2 separate regions of the Homo sapiens genome follow, and region 1 is linked to region 2. Evidence: chromatin contacts called from ENCODE Hi-C data. All regions are on one chromosome and are shown on one strand. The core of a region is the stretch at or near the end of the contact, and the rest is flanking DNA. Distances in the headings are between cores, read along the strand shown. Region 1 holds the start of MED13 (mediator complex subunit 13). Region 2 holds the start of AKAP1-DT (AKAP1 divergent transcript).

Evidence for each region. A loop is a pair of places that touch in the nucleus more often than their neighbours do. Pooled maps may share reads with other maps.
Region 1: a loop to region 2 is called in a map of CD8-positive, alpha-beta T cell, with 6 times the contacts of the local background. The contact joins the promoter of MED13 here to the promoter of AKAP1-DT in region 2. A Hi-C loop is called at or near these places in 2 of 168 maps with a recorded cell type or tissue (CD8-positive, alpha-beta T cell and naive thymus-derived CD4-positive, alpha-beta T cell) and 5 of 50 pooled maps.

The regions. Positions count from the first base shown.
Region 1 is chr17:62,063,930-62,066,629 of GRCh38, forward strand. It overlaps MED13 (mediator complex subunit 13), which reads right to left and starts at 1,349. Exons shown (of 30, transcript NM_005121.3): 1 at 1,211-1,349. The coding sequence starts at 1,276. RefSeq lists enhancers at 740-839, 1,750-2,009 and silencers at 990-1,269, 2,060-2,139.
Region 2 is chr17:57,083,788-57,086,487 of GRCh38, forward strand. It overlaps AKAP1-DT (AKAP1 divergent transcript), which reads right to left and starts at 1,251. Exons shown (of 3, transcript NR_186437.1): 1 at 1,053-1,251. It overlaps AKAP1 (A-kinase anchoring protein 1), which reads left to right and starts at 1,459. Exons shown (of 11, transcript NM_003488.4): 1 at 1,459-1,611. RefSeq lists enhancers at 916-995, 2,035-2,537 and silencers at 1,216-1,795, 1,836-2,135, 2,416-2,505.

The sequences.
Region 1 (2,700 bases), core at 99-2,598, 5.0 Mb after region 2:
AAGAGATGCTGATTAATGGACATTGAAAAGAAAAACATACTGTAGACGAGGATAGAGTATTAAAGATCTCAATTTAGCATGGGCGTTAAGAAATTCGACAAGAGGAATTCAGTAATTTAATCTAACTTAAAGGAGCAAAGCATAAGGTGCCAAAAATGAAACTGCTGATACATGACTGGCAGTTTACACTTGCCAACTAGTTGTGCTCCTCCCACTTAACTCACTTACCTATCATATACTCTTAATATTTCTCATAGCACAAAGGAGAAAATGAAAAAGTAAAGTCACCCAAACTTAAAGTCATTGATGAAGCTCAGCTACTGTCCCATACAGGACAAGTTATTTGCAACAGTTGGTACTTCTGAAAGCCTTAACTGTTGGATGTTACCAGACCTGGGCTAACCTACACAATGATCATCCCTACATCCCGCTTCTCTCGACTTTCCATTTCAATCAAACAAGGGAGCAGCCTGCTCAAAACATTCTGAAAAAGCAACCAAAACACAATAAATATAGAAACAGTGCAAAACCACAGCACCTCGTCCACTAGCCCCCTTCACTCTCACAAAAACATCATGTTCTAATAAAAGCAAGATGGCTAGAAATTGTCAAAAATGGCAAACTGTTTTCAAAGTTTAAAAAGAAAACATATGAAATGGCACCTACTGGCTTTTACAGAGAGATCTTAAGTCACCCAAGAAAGAAACTAACCTGGCGTTAGTTTGACTCATACAAAAAAAATGTAAAACCAAGACAGGTTTCTAGGGCTTAAGTTCTGGGGTCCTGTTTACATGGGGAAACCAAATTAAAAGGGTAAGACATAAAGGCGGTGGGGAGCAGGGGCAATAATGTAAAGTGTGAAGCAGGGATACAGGGCCAATAAGGAGAAAAGCAACAGTTAAGCAAGACAAGAGGGAAAGGTTACTGTCCTGCCAGATAAGGAGCTCAAGTTGAGGACGAGACTACGGTGAGAAGGAGAGTCCGAAACAAGACGAGAAAAAATGCCAACACTCCCCTAAACAGAGCCCGGGACCGTAGGAGAGCGAACGCCGCCTCCCGGGGCTGGCCGCGGAGCTTCGCAGGGCGCCGGCTCCGGCTGGGCCTCGCCCGGGAACTCGGGCATCTGGACCAGACCCGGCCCCCTCCCCCACGGCCCAAGGGCGCACCTCGCGGCCCCCCTCCCTCGGCGCCCGCCGGCCCCGGCACTCACCAGGCAGAAGAGGTTACAGTGACAATCTTCCAGGCTGGCCCCGTTCGGCACGAAGGAGGCACTCATCGTCCCTCACAGCAGCCGCCGCCGGCGCCACAACCCACCATCCGCCATTACCGCCGCCTCCGACCAGAGAGAGAAACACAGACACCGGGGAGGGCCGGGGGGGGGGTAGTGGTTGGGGGGGCGGTGGAAGAGGAGGCCGCCGGGCGCCCGCCCTCCCCACCCACCCCCCCGCCGCCGCCGCCGCCGCCGCCGCCGCGAGCAGCCCCCGCCGCCCGGCCGGCACCCAGCCGCCCGGGGCCGAGGGCCGGAGGCGGGAGGGCCGCGCCGCGCTCGCCTGGCGGGCCGGACTGCGGATCCCGCAGACGCTCGTCCCTCTCTGGGGGACGGAGGGGATGTGTGCCCCTACCACAAGAAAAATAATAAATTACACAATAAATAATCAAAATCAAGTCCGAGACGGCAGAGCCCAAGCCCAGGACGGTTCTCCCGGGCGGAGAGGCGCCCGCACAGGAGCGGGAAGGGCGAGAACCGGGAGAGAAGCCCAGGCCCCCGGCGCGGCAGCGGCGATGTCCTTAAGCCCAGAGTCTCCTCAGCGGCGGAGGTGGTGGCGGCGTCTGCGGGCTCAGACCATTCTCTGGCTCTGTCTTCGTGTCGTTCCTGGGCCAAGCCGGCCTAAAGTTTGCCCTCCTGTGGCCTCACCGGCTGGACGCCGTAGTCTCCCCCATTTTGTGGGCCCAGCGGGCGGTGTTTTTCCCCCTTTAATCCGAATTCACGGGTTTTCCCTTCGCTTTAATGGCGGCCACAGGGACCAGCTCGCCCTCTCTGCTCACCCATTGGCCGCCTTGAGGTCACGTGGGCCCGGGCTCGGTTGGGAGGGGGAGAGAGAAGTGAGCGAGGGAGGGCCGGGAAGCTTTCGGCGGAGGCGGTGAGCTCGGGGGACGGGGCAGCCAGCTGGTGGCCACTAACATAGCGCCATCTGCTGGGTGCCCCGGCCAGTATAAAACGACCCGGGGCCCTGGCCCTCTCTTTGCGGGGAAATTTACAGTCCAGGAAGGTTCATTTCACAAATCAGTGAGAATTACGTGGAAATCAGTTTGAGTTCTTTGGAAGAGAAAGTATTGGCAAAAATTCCAAGACATTCTCATTTATTTCGCGAGGCCGCTGGGGTGCAGGTGCAAACCTCTGGATTTGGGAGTCAGATGATCTGGATGGGGATAAGACTCCTCAACCTAAAAGTTGTGATATGAAGATATAAATTTAAGAAACAAAATATTGCCCTGTAGTTAATAGACTGGGAATTAGAGCCACACTGCCTGGGTTCCAAGCTTGAGCAAATCACTTCCTGCTCTGTGTCTTTACTCATCTGTAAAATGGGGAAAACATATCCCTTACCCCACAAGCTTATTGTAATGAGTTAATACAAATTAAGCAGGTAGCCCAGTGCCCCGCACAGATAAGCACTGTTAAGAGTTAACTATTATTGT
Region 2 (2,700 bases), core at 1-2,500:
CTTTTTCCTGTGTTGTGCATCTGCTAGGAATACTCCTCCAACCCTTATGCCCGTATACAATTTGCAAGGCTGGTTCCTTCTCATCCAATGGGTCTCAGTTTAAATTTCATTTTAGGCCTTTTCTGACCACAGGACCTAAAACATTTGGGCTCTTTTTGGCCGGGCGCGGTGGCTCACGCCTGTAATCCCAGCACTTTGGGAGGCCAAGGCGGGCGGATCACGACGTCAGGAGATCGAAACCATCCTAGCTAACACGGTGAAACCCCATCTCTACTAAAAATACAAAAAATTAGCCGGGCGTGGTGGCAGGCGCCTGTAGTCCCAGCTACTCGGGAGGCTGAGGCAGGAGAATGGCGTGAACCTGGGAGGCGGAGCTTGCAGTGAGCCGAGATCGTGCCACTGCACTCCAGCCTGGGCGACAGAGCAAGACTCCGTCTCACAAAAAAAAAAAAATAAAAAATAGGGCTCTTTTTCTTTCTTTCCTATGTCAGTTTCCTATTTGTTTCCTTCCTGACATCTACCACACCATGCAATTGGGATTCATATATATATGAATTTGACTTAAATCTCATTAGGTATAGTAAATGGCATCTGTCATTTAAACTTGCATTTGATCACTAGTGAAGATTAAGCATTTTCCCAAGTAATTGTTAGTTCTTAGCATGATCTATTTTCTATATTTTGGCCAAACAAATGTTCATTTAAAGTCACTTTGTTTTAAGGATGACAGCAGGGCTGGACAGCCAAAACCCTACCCTCTCCATTTATTTTGGAGGAATTTATTTTCCCAAGGTCCTGGCAGAGATAGTGACTCACCGTGACTATCTCTGCAAAAATCATTCCAAAACCCACACCAATTCAGAGAAAAGTGCTTCATTTCGATAACATCGACTTGTGAAAACGAGCAAGAAAGTTGCATTTGAGTGGTACCAGGTTTCACCATTATGCAGTTATCGAGCAATTATTAATGGCCAACCCAATTATACGCTACAAGGAAATGACGGTCACAGGGAAGCTCAAAGCCCCGAAGCGAGGGAAGCCCTGCTCCTCACCGGCCCCTCCGCCTTTTCCAGGGCGCTCTCCGTCCCGAGGCAGGAGATGGCCTGGTTGACCCTTCGAGACAAGGCGGCAAAACCGGTGCTGGGCTTGCGGGGCAGGGAATCAAGGTTCCTCCGGTTGCTGTACCGTCCCGCCCGGCCCCTCTCCCGGGCACCGGAGAGATGACGGCTCTCTCGCGAGAGCGCGAGCAAGACCCGGCTCCGGGCGGCGGCGGGATGTTAGCCCAGCGCTGTAGACCGCGCCCCCTCTGGCGCAGCTGGGAGAGGCGCGGCGGAGGCACTGCCGGGAGCGGCCGGCGGCGCGCACGCGCAGGTGAGCGGGGCGGGCTCGGGAGCGCGCGGGCACAAGGGCGAGGGGCGGGGCCTGCGTCGCGCTGCGGGCACGTCGCCGCGCGTCTTCAGTATTTAATGTCTCTGTGTTCCACCCGCCTGGGCTAGCACGTGGGGGAGCTGCGGAAGCGCGGCGCTGCGGGCCGGGCCGCGGGGCACAGCCGGGGGCCGGCGGCGGCGCGCGGACTCCGCATCCCGCACCCCGATGGTAGCCGAGGAGCTGGTAGGTCGGGGGCAGCTGCGCCGGGGACCCCCTGCCGGAGACCCGAAGGCGGCGGGGTCGGGGCGATGGGGAGCCTGAGGTGCAGGTGCAGGGTGCGACGCGCCCTCCAGGTACCCCGGGGGCGGGACGCTCCGGACGCAGAGGTGTCCTGGGGGCTCTCGGCCGCCGCGCGCTGTCAGGCAGGCCCATCTTTCCCTCCCTCGTCTGCGCCCCCTCTCGTCCTTCCCCGCCGGTTGTCTGCCCGCGGGCTCCTGACAGATCGCGTGTGCGCGGCTCTGGGCGGCGCTCTGCGGCCGCGCCGTCCTCCCCACGCGCGTCACTGTCCTCGGGGGCGGGGGGCGAGGGCGCGACGCCCGGGTCGCCTCTCTGCACCTCAACTTAACCGGAGCGTGCACACCCGCCTGCGAGGCTGACCCGAGCGCGTCCCACCCAAGGTCGCCCAGCCCCGCGGGCGTTTACTTTTCAAAGGTCGTGTGTACACAGTCTGAGCCGGAGCTGCCCCTTCACTTCTGGAGCCTCGCCCAACTTCTCACCCTCGGCTCGCCCGCCGGCGCAGCCCCTGGGAGTTCCGTGCGGCGAGCCAGGGGAACTGGGAAGATGGGCCGGGACATCGGCCGGTTGTGATCCAACCGTGTTTCGGGCTGAGGGACCGTTCGAACCGAATTGGGGTCTGGAGGTCGGAGGCTCAGGGGCGTCTCGGGGGGAATTTGCATTCGTAGCCCCTGCAGGCGTGTCCGGAGGGGTGGAGGCCGTCCAGCCTGGGGTGTCTGCCGACCTCACGCCCGGGGGCCCCGACGGTCACGTGTCCGGCCCCGCCTGCGGCCCAGGGCCCGGGGTCTGCGATCTGGAGGGACCGCGCCAGTTTTGGGGTTACGATGTGCTAGGAGAGGCAGTGGCTGGATGCCTCGAACGCGGGCTTTCTGGCGTTCAACTCTTTTGTGCCCTAGCTGAAGGTCTTCCTGTTTCCCTTCCAGGGAGGGATAGGAGAAGAAAGGTGCTGATCGTGGTAGGCGGTGCTGTGGCGACTCGGAACGGCATGGGAGCCCTGGGCGTTTCGGGATCTTCCTCTCCTGGGGGATGTCCTGGGTG